Regions from separate parts of the Mus musculus genome. Here region 1 is linked to region 2. The links are chromatin loops, found by intact Hi-C in ENCODE. Cell type or tissue: gastrocnemius. All regions are shown on one strand. Each heading gives the region's core, and the rest is flanking DNA. Links, peaks and the distances in the headings are about the cores only. Region 1 overlaps Gm52095 (a long non-coding RNA gene). Region 2 has its middle 78 kb from the start of Gm34848.

What was found. Hi-C counts contacts between places; a loop is a spot of excess contacts. Peaks named below come from ENCODE experiments on the same cell type or tissue, not always from the same donor. Only the 100,000 strongest peaks of a DNase experiment are listed, where the experiment ranks them.
Region 1: it touches region 2 in a loop (13-fold over the local background); 40 of 42 quality-filtered maps call a loop at or near these places.

The regions. Positions count from the first base shown.
Region 1 is chr14:27,409,651-27,419,895 of GRCm38, reverse strand. It overlaps Gm52095 (a long non-coding RNA gene), which reads left to right. Exons shown (of 4, transcript XR_003951011.1): 2 at 792-937; 3 at 8,214-8,323. Among named protein-coding and RNA genes, the nearest start is that of Gm52095, 14 kb to the left of the region's middle. In gastrocnemius, for the core only: a CTCF peak has its summit at 5,718 (motif pointing right); no DNase peak of the experiment used is centred there.
Region 2 is chr14:27,182,820-27,193,064 of GRCm38, reverse strand. It overlaps a transcript of Arhgef3 not described here. Among named protein-coding and RNA genes, the nearest start is that of Gm34848, 78 kb to the left of the region's middle. In gastrocnemius, for the core only: a CTCF peak has its summit at 5,854 (motif pointing left); a DNase peak (open chromatin) is centred at 5,848; H3K27ac peaks cover 2,243 bases.

The sequences.
Region 1 (10,245 bases), core at 1,358-9,357, 230 kb before region 2:
GATCGCACAAGCCTATCCTTCTTTTTAGACATTTGCTCATGTTCCTGCCAAAGATGCTGGCTAAACTCACTAGGATGCTCTACCTTCTTCCTGCTTGTTGTACAGCTATTTCCTCTAAACTGAAACACTGCTTCCTTTTGGGAGAAAGAAAGCTCCCAAGACTCAGAAAGCTCAGAAATCTTACAAGACTCATCTGCCCTCTGTACTAGCTGATTCTGTGTGTCAACTCGGCACAAGCTGGAGTTATTACAGAGAAAGGAGCCTCCCTTGAGGAAATGCTTCCATGAGATCCAGATGTAAGGCATTTTCTCAATTAGTGATCAAGTGGGGAGGGCCCAGCCCATTGTGGGTGGTGCCATTCCTGGGCTGATAGTCCTGGATTCTTTAAGAAAACACTCTGAGCAAGCCAGTAAGCAGCACCCCTTCATGGCCTCTGCATCGGCTCCTGCCTCCAGGTTCCTGCCCTGTGTAAGTTCCTGTCCTGACTTCCACTGGTGATGTACAGCAATGTGGAAGTGTAAGCTGAATAACCCCTTTCCTCTCCAGCTTGCTTCTTAGTCATGATGTTTCGTGCAGGAATAGAAACCCTAAGACACCCTCCCCGAGACTATCCAACAGTAAGTAATTACCCAGAGAGAAGAAACTTTCAAGAGCGGCCACTGAAGGTGGAGTTGGAAGGATGCAGCTTTCCTAAGTCCTTGCCCACTGGGAGGTAGGCTTTTCCATGATACTGCTGTCTTTGAGTCGCCCAGGTTCCTGTAAGTAACCCCAATGATCTCATTGGTCTCCAGGCTACACTTCAGTGGAATGTCTACTTTGTCTATCAGTGCCCTCGCTACAGTAAAAAGAAGTTCACTGTGACCACAGAATCAACTGACGAGGACTCACGGGAGTCTCAGAGATCAAGGGGCCTGTAGGGGTCTGACCTAGGTTCTATGTAAGTATGTTATGGCTGATATTCTTGTAGGATTCCTAACAGTGGGAGCGAGGGCTGCCTCTGACCCTTATACCTGCTCTTGGGACTCTAGTCCTCCTACTGGGTTACTTCATCGAGCCTTGGTGTAAAGATGTATGCCTTGTTTTATTGTAGCTTCTTATTCCACGATTTTGTTGATGTCCCTCGGAAGCCTGCTCTTTTCTGAGGAAAGGCAGAGGAGGGAAGATGGATCTGGGAGAGAGGGGAGATGTGGAGGAGAGACTGGAGAGGTAGAGGGGAAACTGCAATCAGGGTGTAATATATAAGAGAAAAAAATGTTTTTCACATCTCCTCAGGAAAAGTCACACTTAGATGTGCAAATGAGTTCTTCTCTGTCTTAACTGATTTGGTGTCATACATCATATGGCCCATAGTAATACAAGTTCCTTGCAAATATAATGGACAATGTAAGACACTAAAGATTATCAAATTTTGTTCCAAAATTTATTGTAGTAAATACAATACTATTTCTAGAAATATGTTAGAGAAGCCTTAGTGTAAGATACAAATCTCATGGTGTTTCAAGTAAGTTTATGAACTTATGTTGGGCAATATTCATAGTTTTCCTCAGTCATATGCAGCCCATGAACTGGTTAGTTGGCGACACCTGCCAGATTCTTGTAGAATTATATATAAAGCATCTTAGTCAAGGTTCCTATTGCTGTGATAAAGCACCACAAACCAAAAGCAGTTGGGGAGGAAAGGATTTGTTTGTCTGGCTTACAGTTCCACATCATAGTCCATCATTGAAGGAAGTCAGGGCAGGAACTCAAACAGAGCAGGAACCCAGAAGCAGGAGCTGAGGCAGAGGCCGTGGAGGGAAGCTGCTCCTGGCTTGCTCTTCATGGCTTGCTCAGTCTGCTCTCTTTCTTTGTTTCTTAAATTATTTATTCACTTACTTATTTTATGTGCATTGGTCTTTTGCCTGCATGTATGTTTGTGCGAAGGCGTTGGATCCTCTAGAACTGGACTTAACAGACAGTTGTGAGCTGCCATTATGAATGTTAGGTCCCCTGGAAAAGAATCCAGTGCTCTTAATCATTGAGCCATTTCTCTAGCCCCAGCCTGATTTCCTATAGAACTAAGATCATTAGCTCAGGGATGGCACTATTCATAATGGGCTGGGTCCTTCTCCATCAATCACTATTTAAGAAAATGCCCTACAGGTTTACCTACAACCCTAACCCATAAAGACATTTTTTCATTTGGGATTTCCACCTTTCAGATTACTACAGCTGTGTCAAATCGACAAAACTAACCAGCACACAATGTAATTTAAATATTTAAGCTTCAGAAATGATTCAAGAAAAGTTTCACTCTTTCATTGGCAGACACTGAATGTTTATATGTCCTCAAAATTCCTATATTGTAACTTAATCTCTGATGCTATGGTATTTGGAGGCAGAAGCTTTGGGAGTTGTGGTGGCTTAAATAAGAGTGGTCCCCGTAGACCCATATACTTGAATTATTGGTCCCAATTAGAACTATTTGAGAAGGATTAGGAGGTGTGGCCTTGTTGGAAGAGGTATGTCACTTGAGGATAGGATTGGAGGTTTAGGAAGTCCAGGCCATGGGGGCTGGAGAGATGGCTCAGTGGTTAAGAGCACTGACTGCTCTTCCAGAGGGCCTGAGTTTGATTCCCAGCAATCATATGGTGGCTTGCAGCCATCAGTAATGGATGCCCTCTTCTGATGTGTCTGAAGACAGCTACAGTGTACTCATATACATAAAATAAACAAATCTTTTAAAAGAAAACCTCTCTCTCTCTCTCTCTCTCTCTCTCTCTCTCTCTTTCCCTTCACCCCCCCACATCCATCTTACAGATTCAAGGTAAGTGCTCAGCTACTACTGTTCTAGCACCATGCCTGCCTTCCATGATGGTCATGAACTAACCCTCTGCAACTGTGAGCCTTTGATTAAATGGCTCCCTTTATAAGTTACCTTGGTCATGGTATTTTGTCATAGCAATAGAACATAGCAATTAGGCCATGTGAGTGAACCCCTCACAAAGAATTAACACTGTTATCAAAAGGATCCCAGAGAATCTGAAAAGATGAGTCTTCAGTTTAGAGAACTAGCTAGCTGCTCTTCAGAGGGGCTGAGGAAGAGGGAGGAGGAGGAAAGACCCACACCCTGCCAGAGTTTTACCTATTCTCTGGTCAGTCAGGCATGAGAGAGCTGCCACACACTTTCCACTCATCCCCAGGTGGACATCTAAGCCTCTGACCCACTCTTTGCAGGGTGGCAAAGGGGCAGCCCTACCTGGGATTCCCGAGCTACTTTGCTAAAGCCACCGGGGTTATGGGAGAGAGGGATGAGGGAAGAGGTTTCCAACATCGACAAGAGTGAGTGCAGCCTTGATGAGCAGAGACTGTCTATGGTTTTAGAGCTTTATTATAGAAAGACAGGGGGAAAGAGAGAAGGTAGAAAGGAAAGAGAAGAAGAGAGGAAAGGCTAGAGAGAAAGAGTCAGAGGAAGAAAGGAGAGGAGAGAGGGGGTGAGCTTGAGGGGTAAGAAATAAGAGAGTGAGAAGTAAGAGAGTAAGAGAGCAAGGTAGGGGGCCTAACAGCCCCTTTTATGGTCTTTACTGTTGCTAGGTAACTGGGGAGTTTAGCCTGAAGGTCAGAAGCTTGGGCCATTGCCTACGTGACTTCTAGCCATGTTTCTCTTGGGGGGGGGGTCTGGGGGGCAGTAACTTAGACAGGAGCCAGAGTTCCAGGAGACATGAGAGAACTCCTTACATCCCATGTAGATGAATTATCACCACAGGGTCCTGGGGTTCAGCATCTCAGCTCGACTGAGGACCAGCCTGTCTGTGCACAGCCCAATGCCCCACATTCCTGGTAGCTTAGGCCAAGATCTTAAGCAAGAATCATGGGTAAGAAACCATCCCTTAAGATGGGGGTCACTAATATGACCTTATTCCCAGGGAAACCAACGCTTTACTTTTTAAATCATTTACGAAACTATGATGATAGATAAAAAACTTTCCCAACAATAAAATTTCATATGGCTACACGTGTGTCATTGGAGGTGGGTTTTGGTATATGGTAAAGAAAGCCTTAATTAGAAAGAATTAAAATAGTTTAAATTTATGTGTTGAAGATTGATTTAAAAAATTCAGGCATTAAATGTTAAACAATAATTGAACATAAAGATTTACTAACCTCTTGGAAGTATGCCACTAGCCTTGGATGACTGCCCCCACTGAAAACATCCTTTTAGAATTGATATATTTTGATGATTTATATTAATAATGATGTTACCTGTTCTGTTTGTGATTCGCTGAATATACAGTTTCAGAGTTGTAATGCTTGGATGATTTTTGTGCTTTACTGTGCTAAATAATTTTTGTTGATATTTGTAATTGTTTCACTGGATACAGTTTCTAAGAGATGGTTTTTTTAATGTATAAAATCCCCTGCTTGAGAGCTACAAAATGCACTCAGATTCAAACTGGCTCTGTGTTCGTTTCTGTTTGTCACCGCTGAATCCTTACCCACTTAGCTTCGAGGACCCTCATTCTAGGGACCCTCATGCCCGACTGGGGTGGTCTGTGGCACTCCCCCATCCTCACTATGTTCCTTTCTGCAATTTAGAATGTTCTGAAAGCATTAAATAGTAAACCATAAAATGAGGGTGTTAGATATTTTTAAAATAAGTCAAAAATACTTCCAGGGCTGAGCGATAATCCTGTTCAGAAGTAGAATGTGCAAGGCTCTGGATTTATTGTCTGTCACAGCAAAACAAGAGCACCCATACTCCCAACCCCTACCACTACCCCCAACACTGCTAACACCATCTTCCCCCCTTCCCCCACCTCCTTCCCACTGCAACCACCACTCCCTACCCGCCCCACCCTACTCCCACACACAAAATAAAACAACTCAAGCTATACAGTTTCTTTTATCCCAGGCAATCCTCCTGCTTCTGCAGTCTGAGTATTTGAATTATAGATGCAAACTACTTATTTGCCCTCCATCCTGTGTGTGTGTGTGTGTGTGTGTGTGTGTGTGTGTGTGTGCACGCACATTCGTGCACTAGAAGCTTTGGTGTACATGTTATCTAAGTATTCTGCCAATGAGCTACATCTCCAGCCCCTAGTTTACAGCTTTCAAGGTTAAAAAGAAGTTACATTTCATAAAAAAAAATGTATTTGAATTTTAAAAAAAATATGTCTGTGTGAATGTGGGTGCCTGTGGAGGCCAGGGTACCCTGGAGCTGGAGTTACAGGTGCTTTGCAAGACACCTAGTGTGTGTGTGTGTGTGTGTGTGTGTGTGTGTGTGTGCTGGGAACTGAACTTGGGTTCTCTGGATGAGCAGCAAGAGTTCTGAAATGCCAAGCGATGGCTCCAAGCAATGGCTCCAGCCTCTGGAATGTTTGAGTGAAGTCCACAGGCTTGAAAGCCTGATGGTACACAGATGTAAAGGCAGATACGGCTAGACTGAGGTAGTGTCTGATGTTGATCAATATAGGTCATAATTATATGTATAAAATTGTTAATATTTGTGGTACAGCACTCTGCCACTGAGATACACCTCTAACCCAGATACCTTTTCGAAGCACAATCCTATTTTTATGGAAAAATAGTTTAAACATCTCACAAAAATAAAATAAAAATACCCATTTGTTGAATACCTGGAGTAGTCCTTGAAGCTCTAGGTCCATCCATGCTAAACTTCAGGCATTCAAAACTTAATAGACCCCCAAGAGCATATACACAAATATTCCAGCAGAGGGAAGCAACACATCACTAAGCGGTTTCAAAAACTAGCTTTTCAAGTGTGTATATACATACACGCTATGGGAAGATATATATAAAATGTGATGTTTTTGAAGCAAAGTTTCATGCATCCCAGGGTGGCAGTACTTTTAAAAATTCGAGGAAGCCAGCTGTGGAGACACACTCCTTTAATCTCAGCATTCAGAAGGCAGAGGCAGGAAGACCTCTATGAGTTTGAAGACAGCCTGATTTATATAATGAACTACAGGGCAGCCAAGACTAAATACTGAGACTCTATCTCAAAAAAAAAATTATTTTCAGAAGAATCATGTGGATAAATGTATGTATACATACATGTATGTATATGTGTGTAATTTTTTATTATAGCAATTTTGGTATTAAGTATCACTTAGTCATAGCAGAATTTTTCCCAGAACTCTGAGTTGGGTGCAGTTCTTGGATGGAACCTGGAACAATAGCAAGATGGGTACAGTTCAGTTACAAGTATTTCCTGTTTTTTATGAAGTATAAATTTACAAAGAGTCATGATTTAAGGTCTAAAGGATTCTTCTAAAACTTATGAGTGTGTATGTGTGTGGGTACATAAGTGTGTATGTGTGTGGGTACATAAGTGTGTATGTGTGTGGGTACATAAGTGTGTATGTGTGTGGGTACATAAGTGTGTATTGTATGGGCAATATATATGGCATTCAGAGGACAACTTGCAGAAGTGGGTTCTTTCTTTCCACTATGTGGGTTCCAGGGTTCAAACTCAGGTTGTTGGGCTTGCCAGCAAGCATCTTTACCCACTGAGCCAACTCACTGACCCAAGGATTCTTGCTGTTGTTTGTGGGACTGGGGGTTGAACCTAAGGTCTGTGCACATGGACTCTACTATGTGCTATATCCACAACCCCCTTTTTACTGTTAAAAAAAAAACTGATTGGGGACAACACTACAAAGATAGGTAAGTATTTGAACACTTCACAAAAGTAAGTATAATGGGCAAAAAATATGTGAGGCCATTCCCAGCATCATTACCCATCAGGGAAACGCACACATCCTATGAGATGTGATTACATGCCTATCAGAATAGGAAGAGGGGGAAAAAGGCCAAGATAGGGACAACTTGATTTACTGTTGGAAATGTAAAATGGTATAGCCACGTGGTAAACAGTTCAGAGACGCGTCTTGCCAGACACATCCTTGGTGCGGTATAATCCACCATGAGCATCCTCCTTGTTTTCTCAAGGGAAGTGAAAATACAGGCCTACAACGATACTTGCTTATGAATGTTATTTCAGTTTTACTTGTCAACCACCCAACAGGAAATGAGTGAGCAAACATATAACGCAGGCAGACAGATGACTGCCACTCATCAGTAAGACAGATGTGGCGCTGATCTATGTGACAACTTCCAAAAACACTAAAAATCTGAGAAGGGAGAGAAGCCAGGCATTTACTGCGTTATTTCAATTACATTAAACTCTAACTTTGTGTCAGGAGTCAGCAGGAGTGAAAGGGTAGGTGGGGACACTGGGAAGAGCAGAGGAGATAGTGATCACTTTAGGGATAGTGAGAGGGTTCAATATCTTTATAGTTATGGTTACATGATTCTGCATCTTTCTCCGAAGCTCTTGGGTACTCCCTTAATATGAGTTCCTTTAATCATGTGTGGTTCTGTAAGTGTTGTTTTAATTTAAAACTAAATATTTAACGACTATAGTGTGCAACAAACCAAATACTGACTAGACATCCAGGAGAACCTGTACTTCACTTGATGTCGGAGGAGAGTCCTCAGCATAACATGAGCAAAACTCCCCTGGATCCGACATCCCCCACAAAGCCCTAGGGCATGTTATAACAGAAACTTTTATTGAGAGTTGTAGTCAGGAAGCTGTGATAATTAACATAAAGAAACCCAGATCCTATTTGCCCTCTTCTCCATTTCCCCCAACAGTAACACTTTGTTGGTCCCATTCTCTCACTGGTAGATACTTGGGTTCTGTGCTACAGTGAACATGAATGTGCAAAATATCTTTTTAAAATCTTGCTTTCGATTCTTTTGGTTGCATACTCAGAGGTAATCTTGGTGGGCCCTATGGTGGTTCTATGTCTAATTTGTTTGAGAAACTTCTGTGGTGGAACACAGAAAGGCCTGAGGGTTTGTGAAGTCCTGGGTGAAGGTGTGCTGTTGGTATGGTTACATCATGTCAAGAACTCTAACCTCAGACCATGGAAAAATGGCAAAGCCTTCACTGGGGGTGGGGGTGCTCAGAGGGGGTGCAGAAGCTTTGCGTTGGACCACATGTGGATGTTGGTAGTGTGTGCAGAAAATGTTCATCATAGCTTTCACCCCACATATTTACAGATAAAGACTGCTCCCTGACAGGGACCGACTGCTCCTTGAGATGAGCTAGCTCTCTTCTTGTTTGGCTGTATCTATAAACCCTGCTTCCTTGTTCATTTGTGTGTGATAACGCCACTTCCCCGCTGTTCAACTGTATATAATAGGTGCACCGGGCTTCCGGGGTGCAGTTTTACCAGCAGAGGACACAGTCAACCTGATGACAGCTTCGCTGCTGTATGTGTGTTTTGTCTTCATTCTCTTGCCACCCAGTCAGGTGAGTCCCCACAGCTGTGCAAGAATGCAGACAACTTCTGTATATTCTCACCCTGACCATATCATTTTACGTTGCTAGTAACAACCCACAGACTTTACAATTTCTCTATAGCCTGTGTAACACTAACTCGTTGTTCTCCCCCACCACGAGGTGTGCGTGCGTGTGCATGTGTTTAAACACCAGCCATCCTAAGGGATAGTAGTATGATGGCTTAATTTGCATTACACAAGGAGTCTGTGACACTGAGCATCTTTTCCTATGCTTGTGAGCTGTGGCTGGGTCTTTTGGTTTTAGGTTTAGGATAGGTGAACATCTTTTCATTGCTTATCTGCCAGGCGTGTATCTTCTTTGGTTAAGTATCTGTACAGATAACTTGTCCATTTTTTATTTTTTATATTTGTATTACGTGTGTGGTTTGTCTATATGTGCACCACATGCATGCCTGGTGCCTGCCAAGGTCAGAAAGGGGCATCAGATCCCCTGGAGCTGGAGTAATGGATGGTTTTGAGCTGCCATGTGGGTTATGGAACCCAGCCCTGGTCTTCCACAAGTGTCCAGTGCTTTTAATTGCTTGCGGATCTCTCTAGCCCACTTTGATGCTTTTTTTTTTTTTTTTTTTTTTTTTTTTTTTTTGGTTTTTTAAGACAGGGTTTTTCTGTGTAGCCCTGGCTGTCCTGGAACTCACACTGTAGACCAGGCTGGCCTCGAACTCAGAAATCCGCCTGCCTCTGCCTCCCAAGTGCTGGGATTAAAGGCGTGCGCCACCACACCCGGCTACTTTGATGCATTTTTTATATGTTTCTGTACATGTAGTTTACTGAGCTGCTTTGGATCTGTGGTTTAGAATTTCAAGTTTCGAATTGGAGTTATTCATTATTTCACTTTTTTCTTTTCTATTTTTATGCCCTCCTTATTTCATTAGAGATTCTTTCTACATGTAAACTAGGGTGCTTAAAGTTGCCCCAGCTCTTTTCATTAAAAAACAAACAGGGCTGGTGAGATGGCTCAGTGGGTAAGAGCACCTGACTGCTCTTCCGAAGGACTGAAGTTCAAATCCCAGCAACCACATGGTGGCTCACAACCACCCGTAATGAGATCCGATGCCCTCTTCTGGTGCGTCTGAAGACAGCTACAGTGTACTTTACATATAATAAATAAATAAATCATTAAAAAAAAAAAACAAAAAAACAAACAAACAAAAACCGGGGTCTTCTGTATTTGGATATTTTGTTGCCTTTTCTACTAACATTTTCTTCTGCAACATCTTGTCTCCTCTTAACCCATATACTGCACTTTCTACCTCATTCATGGTAGTTTTCATTTGTAGAAATCTCTCTTTCTCTCTCCCTTCCTCTCCTTCCCTCCTCTTCTCTTTGAGACAGGGTTCCTCTGTGTAGGCCTGGCTATTCTGGAACTCACTCTGTAGACCAGGCTGGCTTCCAATTTTAGAAATCCACCTGCCTCTGCCTCCTTAGTGCTGGGATTAAAGGCGTGTGCAACTACTGCCTCGTGAAATCTTTTTGATATTATGTTTCAATATTAAAAATGTGGAATAGCTAGTCCTTTGGTTTTTTTTGAGTTTTGTTGTTTGTTTGTTTGTATTTACTGTGGGCATGAGGTATGGGGGTTGGCTTTGTCTTTCCATCACAGGTTCTGGCTCAGGCCACAGGGCTGGTGCTGCAAGTGCTTCTTATCAGCTGCTTTCTTGCCAGTCCACCGGCAACCGCAGGTTTAATGCCCTTATCTGCCAGTGAGTTTGTCTTTGTATTTTTTTTTTCTGTCTGTGCCTTGGAATCGTTGAATCATCAACATTGTGGACTTTAATGAGAGATGCTGGGTACTTTTGTATTTTTATATTCCTAGGCCTTCCTTTGGGGTGCAGTAACTTGGAAACAGTTAAAGTCTTTTTGGTCTTTAAGACC
Region 2 (10,245 bases), core at 874-8,873:
AGTTATAGAAATGTCTCTCTTCTCTCTTACCCTACCTCCTGCTTACAGATAATGTTTATTACCAAGCCAAGTAGAAAACATAAACATAATAACCAGTCATCACAATTTAGCCTCTAGGTTAAGCCCGGCATTCGAGTTAGAAATGGCAGACTCTTAGTATGATTTATACGACCCTCAAGCTTATATACTTTGGGGGTCATTTCCAAGGCTAGCCAATTCCATTTAGACAGCAGGTGTCTAGCTTAGGTGAAAGGTCTAGAAACTCTAGCAATCAAGGACAGCGTTCCCACAGGTGACCTCACATTCCCACCTGTGGTCAGCTGGGGATAAGCAGTTACCTTGCCAGGAGGGTGTGGGTTCCTGGGGTCTTTGCTGCCCCCTGCTGCCTTGCTGAAGCCACTCACTTTAGGTACCCTCCGGTTCCCTATCACACTCAGGGTCGGTAAGCCTTGTGAATATCCTTCACAACCACTGTGGTCACAAAGGCTTCTAAGAAACCTCTCTGAACCACCCTGCCCCAGTAACAGCCTAGGAGGGTGCCAAGAACCACCCAGTTTCCTGTGGGAACTCCCATTGCATGTGTGGAACAACCCTGCTACAGTTCAGATGAGGGTCGGGCTCAATGTCTTACACGGAGGTCTCATTCAACAACTGTCCCTGCACACACCTGAACACACGTCTTCAGCTCACCCACATGGGAGGAACCAAGGTCCAAAGCCTTCATCGGTGCTTCTTTTTGTGTAGAAATTCCATATAGTATATAAATCTGGCTCCCCACCATAGATGAGTTTTGTAGACCACCATGTACCTGCCAACCATGGGACATCCCCAGGCCCATCACCCAGAGACTCCACAACCTTCTGTTTTCCTGTCACTTTCTTCACACTCAGATTCCATAATATGATGCTCACCCCCTAGGACAGGGACCTCTGGAGTCACTGTCCTAGATCCTAGACCCTTACAGAAGAGGACCTCTTACTAGTGACTAGTGGATGGTGGGGACAGAGACAGAAGGGCAGGGCCTGACTGCTAGTTTGAGGAATCATGAGGAAACAGTTCAATTAAAATAACTAAATTAAAAGGAAGGGTATAAACAAACCCATGACTGCACCCTTGCAACCTCAGTACTCAGGGGGAGAAGGCATGAAGATCATTCTTAGCTGTATACCAAGTTCAAGGCCAGCATGAAGTACATAAAGCCTGGCCTCAAAAAAGGGGGGGGGGGGGTTGGAGAGATGACTCAGCAGTTGAGAGCACTGGCTTCTCTTCCAGAGGTCCTGGGTTCAGTTCTCAGCACCCTCATGGCAGCTCACAACTGTATGTAGCTCCAGTTCCAGGGAATCTGATACCCTCACAAACACACATGCAGGCAAAGCACCAATGCACATAAAATAAGTAAATCTTTAAAAAGGGGGGTGGGGGTGGGATGGGTATAACATTACATAATGAATCAACTCAGGAGGTTATGTGATTTTTTTCCCTTTTTCTTAAGTATTATAGTATTGATAATGGTAGAATTTTTTAATCCCTTGAACATTTTCCAAAACAACTATTAGTATGTTGTATGACGCTCATTTTTAGCCACCAACACAAACTATAACTAAGTAAATACTATTCCTTTATGCAGACTTTTATAGACTTGAAATGCCAAAGACCTATACAGGAAAGAGTAAGCCCAACCTGGCTCTTAGAGTGATCTCAAGATCAAAACACAGGAAGCACAGGGCAGCTGGCCCTGGGCAGTGCAGTCATCTCTCTGGAGTGCTTGGTGGCTACACAATTATTGGTCTTTCCCTAGTTCCCACCCCATATATACACACCTGCTGGTACCCGAGGAACATCAGCACACCCTCCAGATCCCAGATATCCAATTGTTTTTTGGTTTTTGGTTTTTGGTTTTTTGAGACAGGATTTCTCTGTGTAGCCCTGGCTGCACTGGAACTCACTCTGCAGATCAGGCTGACCTCGAACTCAGAATCCTCCTGCCTCTTTTTATTTATTTATTTTTATTTATTATATGTAAGTACACTGTAGCTGTCTTCAGACACTCCAGAAGAGGGAGTCAGAACTCATTACAGATGGTTGTGAGCCACCATATGGTTGCTGGAATTTGAACTCCAGACCTTCGGAAGAGCAGTCAGGTGCTCTTATCCACTGAGCCATCTCACCAGCCCCTCCACATATATATATATATATATATATATATATATATATGCATGTATGTACATATATGGTATATATAACATAATATATGTGTAATTTTTTTCTGCAAGAAAAAGGATTTTATTTTTTTTCTCAGTCCTGTGAACTCTTTCAAAGGACAATGAAGCCTGAAAAGTTGTTCTGAGTGAGCACACGGTTTTAAAGGAGCATGGACATACACTGTCACTTATTTATATTTATTCTGCTTTATCTTTTTTAAGATTTACTTAACGTGTATGGGTATTTGGCCTGCATGTGTCTATGTGCATCACATGCATGCGATGCTCATGGAGGCCAGATCTATTTGTTTGTTTGTTTGTTTGTTTGTTTTTGAGACAGGGTCCTCAAGCTTATTATACTGCAGCTAACCTTGATCTTCTGGTCATTTCCCCAGTTCCTCAGGCAAGCACTACCACACCCAGCTTATACATAAGTTTGAGGAAGCTTGGTACTGGTGTAGCTGTGGGGCAGCCTGGACAGCACAGGCCATCTGCAACTGGCTGGCGGGTGCTATCCTTGCATCTGCTGCCCTTTGCTGGGTCCCTGTCACCTTGGCTAAGCATGTGAGTGGGTTGCAGAACTCAGAGCCAGCTACTTGGTGAAGACAGAAGAGAAAGCTGGGTTCCAAGAGGAACACAAAGCATGGGACCCAGGTGACCATCCGCTCTAAGGGCAGTCTGGGGACTCCAACACTGTACTCACAGTCACCTCACACACATTTATTTGCCTGGCATCTCTCAATGGCTGCCTGGTGTGAGCAAGCCATGCACACTCAGGTGTTAATGGAGACTTTGGGCTGGAGAGGGCACCAGCAGGCAGCTGAGCTAGCTAGGCTCCCTGGGAAGTTTTATGTTCAGGGAACAGGATAGAGACAAGCCTCTGAAAGTCACTGTTTCCTCAAGGCTGCTCAAGGCAACTATCAAGTACCTCAAAGTTACAGCCTCAGAGGCCCAGGCACTGCTGGAGTCGACTTATTAACAGACAGAAGCGTAGCAGTTGAGTGTAAGGGGGTTGGGGGGTGGAGCAGAAACTGCTCAGAAGAAAGACAGATAGACGGGGACCTGCACCTCCGCACGCATGTGCGTTTGTGTCTCCAGCATCTTACAGGCTCTAGAAACAGGTCAGGACATGCAGGTGAAGACTAGGCAAAGCCAGTCAGGCTCTGTCTGCATTGCCTTCATCCTCAGAGACCTCCCAGGACCCTAAAGCTAGTCACTTTCAATCATTTTAAAAAGCCTGTATCCTCCAGTCCCAAGCTCCTGGCTGAGAGGGCTGCAGCTCCCCACACAGGGACCCCTCTCTTCCCTGCTACCTCTCCCTCAATCCACCCCAGAGCCCCACTCAGGCCAGTACCCAAGGAGCTGCCTCAACACTTCCCCAGCCTCAGTTTCTGTCAACTTTTCAGTCGACCTGTGTAGATCTTGTCTGCTGGACCTAGGATCTGAAGACCTGAAAGAATGGGGCAGACTGCAGTCTAGTTCTGCAGACAGTCCGATTTCCATTTCAATGTACATTCATAGACAACTGTCACTATGAAAGCAATGATCTAAGGAAGGTTGTTTGAGTTCAGAAAAACACGTAAATAAATGCCAGTAAGCACATACTAAATATTAACAGAGTAGCCCTTTCCCAGAACTTTCTCAGGAGAGTCCAATTTAAACACAATTGCCTGGCACACATAATAGATTATATCTGGGAGGGCACAAACGCCAAGCAGAAGGCTGTATCCAGATTCGGGGTACATGGACCAGTTTGGGTTCTGTGGCTACGCTCTGACATCCAACAAGAATAAACATGTCTTATAAACTGAATGTCAATGTTTGTCACAGGAGGCATAGAGTCACATCCAAGAACCATCCAGGGAACAAAATGCACTTGAGGTAAAAGGCCCTCTGTCCTTTTTTCTGGAGCCTCTGTCACAGTTCCCCAAGGCATAGCTCCCCATGGGTCATTCTTTTGACAGTGTCTAACAAGTTACCAACTCTGTAAAACTGGAGATAAGCCCAAACTGCTGGAAGCTGACATCAACATTTCTTTTTTTCCTTGCTGTGAGCCTGGATTGAATTTCATTTCATTAATTAACCTATTTTCCCCCCACTGGAGTTTGTTTCATTTGTTTTGGGACAGGGTCTTACTCTGTAGCTCGGGGTTGGCTGAAAACTCATGGTAATTTTGTATAGCTTTCCCGAGTGCTAGCGTTGTAGATGTGAAACAGTACATCTGGCTTAACTTCCTTTATTTCTATTTATCTAGTTAGTTGTTTTGGCTTTGTGATTTGTTTTGTTTCTTAAGAGGCAGGGTCTCATGTAGCCGGGGCTGACCTCAAACTCACTACGCAGCCAAGGACCGTCTTAAATTTTTGGTCCTCCTGCTAAGGTTGCAGGTGTGCACAGACACCCCCACTTTTTATGCAAGGCCAGAGCTAGAGGCAGGGCTGTGGGCATGCAAGCAAGCACCCACCAACTGAGCTGCAGCTGAGGGCCATGAAAGAAAATGAAAGGGAAATGCAACAGTTACAGAAATCATAACCTGAAAAATGCCAAGTAAAGACAGACATGAAATCCTCGGAGAAAGCAGGTGATGTTTAAGAGACTCTAAGTACCTACTGATGCTGTTTTTCTAAATGACCCTGTTGTCAAACTCCCTTCTAAACATCTGTGTTCAGATCCATAGTCTGGTGCTGTGTCCACCCAGCCTTGGTCAGGGAAGGTTCTTGTTGCAGTGGGCGGTGGTTTCTGCAGAGATGCATTTCTGCTGAAAGTGTGAAAAACGGCTGTGAGCGGTCAACCGTAGATGAGAGCACCTCTATCAGAGCCTGTCCTGGAAGCTTAAGGGGCTGAAGAGGGAGCAGAAAGGACATAAGAGTCAAAGGACAGGGAGGAGAGCCATGAACTGCTGTCCCCTGGTCATGGTGTAGCTTCTGCTCACACAACTCTGCAGCAGCTATGGTACCCTGCACAAGATAAAGTCCATCCAAAATTCCATCATGGAGGACAGGGTCATGTATAGGGGGTTCTCCCAGGGCTCTGCCCCAGCTGAGGCACATTGGCAGTTCATGATTGCTAGAGGAGGGAGAGCCACTTTTCTTTAGAAGCCTGGCCACTGATAGATTTCCCACACCCCAGTACTCATGTGCTTATAGGTAGTGTTAATCAGACTCAGTGGGTTAAATAAATAAACAAACAAATAAATAAATTTAAAAGGAGGGCATGAATTGGGAGGGAGATGAGATGCAGGTCCCCATGGGAGTTTTTGGAGGATGGATTTGATTAGGATGTACCCCAGGTAATTGATGTTGTGACTCTAGGCAACTTCTGTGAGTACTACTACTACTACTACTACTACTACTACAACACACACACACACACACACACACACACACTCCTGTCTGATTCTTGTGCTCTAAGAAGGAATGTTGGAGAATTCACTCCCTTCAAGACTTGGCTGGGCAGACCTGGGTGTTATGATACTAACACAGTCACTGTAGCTTTAATGGGGTGAGGCCCCTCCTGGAGAACACAAAGTTCCACTGGAAATAGCTAGAAGTGAATCTTTTCTAGGGCTAAGGGTTGGAGAGAACAGGGCTCCTACCTCTACAAGGACAAAGCTAAGAAGTCGCACAGAGTGTGGGTGCACAGTCCCCTCTGGTGGCCGTCATCAGAAATGCAGGGAGGAGCCTCGCCCCTCTATAAGGGCTCAGCAGCCAGTCTAAACAGTATATCCAGACTAAGCCCTTTCAAAAACTGGAATTGAGATCTGGCAAGACAAGTGAGTAAAGACACCTGACCCTGACAACCTGAGTCAGATCCCTAAGACACATAAGGTACAAAGAAAGACGTGACTCTCAAAAGCTGTCCTCTGATACAGACACACACACACACACACACACACACACACACACACAAAACGTGTTCTAAATGTTTAAGTAAACAAAATAAAACAGGAACTGAAAATTAAAAGATTTCATTTCTCAACAGAACTGATAGGAAAAGGTTATATTTGGACTTTCCTTACTTAGGGAGTTTTCTTGCTGCTGCTGCTCTTGTTTTCTGGAGCACTTGAATGTCGTCTACAGATGCCCCCGTGAGTGCTGAAGCACCAGATGTATCGAAGGATGCAGCAAGCTGCCTGAGTTCTCTAAGTGTCCAAAGGCCCAGAGTGTCCCAACACCATCTTAAGAGACTGTCCTCATGGCTACTAAACTCTAAACTTTACAAACCATACCCTAAATACAATCTGCTATTTCCTTCCAGAAAACCCCAGCAGGTCTGGGCCAGGAACAGTGGCTAATGGCAGAGAGGACAAGACAATGTAGGGTCAGACTCAGTAGATCCTGGCTGGCCTGTTCTGGAGTCTTCCAGTATTTGAGTGAACTTGGGCACAGTCTTCAGGCAGCTAAAGAACCAGAGCTGAAGACTGCTGCTGCGTATAAACGGTGTCTTGGGTTATTGTTGGAGAGTCACAGTACAGGGTACAAAGACTGCCCACTGCTGATGTGCACTTCAAATCTCCAAATACAACAGAGCCACGGACTTTGGTGTTTTTATAGATAAGGAAATCAGGGCTGAGAGAGGGCCTGTCCCTTACTAAGGGTCCCTCAGCTCAGTGAATCCCAAGTACATCTTGCTGACTCCACAGCTCTGCTCTGGGATGCTCAGGGCAGAGGGCGGAGGCTGTAAAGAGGGCTATCAAGGGCAAGATGGCCCTGGAGCCCAGCTCACATGACAGAGCAACATGTAGGCAGTGCCAGAAACAACAGTTCCTTTCCTTCCCTGCTCTCTGCCCTAATCACGGAGCTCCCCCTCGCTCTTAAGCCCCACTTCCTGCTTGATAACCCCATTCTGATTGCTGGATTTCCACACGGTGATAGCTGCCCTTCTGCACACAGCCAGTCCTGACCCCAAATCCGCAGATGTGATGGCTGGGTCTGCACTTCCTCATAGAAAGTTTTTCCTGGAATTACACCCTAGCCATTAATACTTAGGGGCTCAGCCTTTTCTCCATTCCCACAGGAAACAGTCACCAGCCCCCAGGTTGTGCCAGGCACTGTACTGGGCACTCAGGATATAAAGCCTCTTAGAAAACTACCCAAAGCTAGAAACTAAAACAGAACTTTAGTCATCTATAGCATGAACCAGCTTACAGGGAAGGGAACCGCAGTTAGCATGTCAACTTCTAGAATCACCTGGGAAGAAGGTCTCAGTGAGAGACTTAGATGAGGCTAGCCTCCCTGTGGGAGATTATCTTGATCGTCTTAAATGAGATGGGAAGACCTGCCCACTGTGGGTGGCACTATTCCCTAGGTGGGGAATTCAAGCTGAGCATAGGCATGTATGCAGTAATTCACTGCCCTCTGTTTGACTGCGGATGGAACATGACCAGTGTGCTCCAAGTATCTACCACCTTAACATCCCTACAATAATGGCCAGAACTTAGAACTGGGAGCCAAATAAACCCTCCCTCCCTCCCTTCCTTTAAGGTGTGGTTGTCAGTGTTATATCATAGCAACAGGAAACAACACTAAGATTAACTTTACTTGATTCATTGTTTGCTTTTGGTTTGTTCCCAGACTCTGCACAGTTAGGCTATCAACTTACAAAGCATAGACACACAGCAAAATAATTTTTCAGGCCTAGCCTCAAAGGTCAGTTTTACTGTCCTAAATGAACTAGCATGGTTTATATCCAAGTTTGTATTTAATATAGTCTTCCCTTTTCTGTAGTATCTTCTGGTATTATATATGTATGTATATTTTTATATATGATACAAACATACATAAATTTGTGTATGTGTGTGTGTGTGTGTATATATATGTCTGTGCGTGTCTGTGTATCTGTGTTCATTCCTTGGTCATCCTTAAAATAAGATTCTCATCCTCACCCTGTTACTTTTTGCTGAGTTAAACAAATTTTTTACCTGGGTTAAATGTATATATTTGGTCAACAGACCAAATAAAATGAATCTTCACATGACACGATTGAAATGTAAAGTACTTCAGGCATGGAGAGAGGCACCCCAGCCTGATACGGCATGTGCAAACATCCTGTGGCAGCGAGTGGGACATGCTGGAGAGAAGGTTGGGTCATGTGAACTTGAACACCTATAACCAGGGTCTTTACAGCAGCTTCTGTGCCAATACCACACCATGATTATAGAGTCAAGTACCCCCATCTGCCCCAGCCACATTCAGCAGCCGTGTCCTACCAAACAGATTCGGCCTCACGGGGTAGGGTAAAGACTGTGGCACTCAGATAATGAGGCTGTAATTCCATGCCAACCAATGACAAGGAAAGGCGTGGTAAGCAGGCAATATAACCAGGATTCTGTCAGGAAAAGAGGAACTCACCGGTTCTGGTATGTGCGTGGTTCTATGATGGACCCTGACCCGAAGAGAGTTAACCAAAAGAGTTACTTACAGTAAACATCCATTGAAACTGTCACTTGTGTATCAAGACTGATGCCTACCTGTTGAAAATTGACATCTATCTATTGACACTGAAATCCATCTATTGAAATTGATGGCTATCAACCATCTTAAAAGCTTTGTTTTTAAGAGTCTAGTTGTAGAAAAACAAGTGTTTCTCTGATTGTTCCAGGAAGGGCAACGAGCTCCAGCAGCCACCTCACCGCTTTCCCTCACGAGGAAGCCTCACTTTCCCCTTATCAGATGTCTCGATTCTCTCAGGACAGGGATGCCACACAGACAGGGAATTTCTCCTCCCTTTACCTTTGGATTTATAATGATGAACAGGATACTACCATCGTCCCCAGCCCAGAACCACAGAGAGGAGACACCCTACAAACGCTGGGGTGAGAGGGGCAATGTCGGCGCTCTGCTTAGCCCTGGGAATGCTGGGGCGTTGCGCATCAGAGCAGTGGCAGATGCTAAAACATACAACCAGAAACCGGCAGAATTCATTGCAACATTCTTTGGATGCACGGCTTCCCCTCTGGGAACGGCCTGGGTGGCCAATACGTGATCAAGCACTGTGGCATCTCTGTGGTACCTTGCATGTAAGAAGATAGCCATGAAGAGTAGTGAATTCAAAGTTGGTATTCAAAAGTCGGTCACCAGGGGGCAGGAGAGAGTAAAATTTCATAGCATGGCTTTTGAATTTGAGACTCTGATGAGAGTTTAGAAGAAGCCAAGATTAAACACAAAGACCTCCAGATAAAAATCTGGTTAAAAACCAACATATCTGAGCCTCCTTTAGTCCAGGCATTGAAGACTCTTTTTTTTTTTTTAATGGAAACGGGTCATGCAGACGGGCTAACATTGATCTTTATCAATCATTAACCGCCTCCCACACCTGCAGAGAAGCAATTCTGCAACTGAGTTACCAGAGGATAGGAAGATGAGGGCTCCAGCTCCTCTCCCATTCACATCATCCCTCCTCGTCCCCAGTTGCAGATCTACAAATATGGAACATCTGCATCATCCGCCTGCAGGGCTCTAGCCTCCACAGAGACCTGCCCTCCCACACTTCTGCATCTGCTTCTCTTCAAACCCCCTCCTCCCCACGGAGCCCCCCTCATAATCTATCAGCTTCTGGTCCTCTGCTTTAGCCACGCCTCTCCCTCACTCTTATACCGTACTGCAACCCTCCACAGTACTGGGATCTGTGTAGGTCTGAAGTTCCTATACTGGAGACTAGTCCCTAGAGTGTGGCGCGCCAGGGTTGGGCCTCAGAGAGGCCATCAGGCCACAAGGCAGCTCCCTTAAGAGACAGATCCGTGCCCTTATGAAACAGACCCCCTGGAGAGCTGCCTTCCTTCCCCAGCATGGAGGGTACAAGGAGTCAGGAAATGGGGGTGCCTCCAGATGGCAGAAGCAGTACCTTTAAAGGAAATAGTCAAGTGGAGTGAGTGGTACACGCCGGCAGCTTCAGCACTTAAGTCTGAGGAAGGAGGACCAGCTAAAGATGGGCAGCCTGGGCTATCATAGAAAGCTAAAGGCAAAAGCGGCAAAAGGCAGTCCCTACAACTTGGGGGAGGGACAGGGCCAGAAGGTCCGCTCTGCAGGGCTCCAGACAGGGTTGGCTC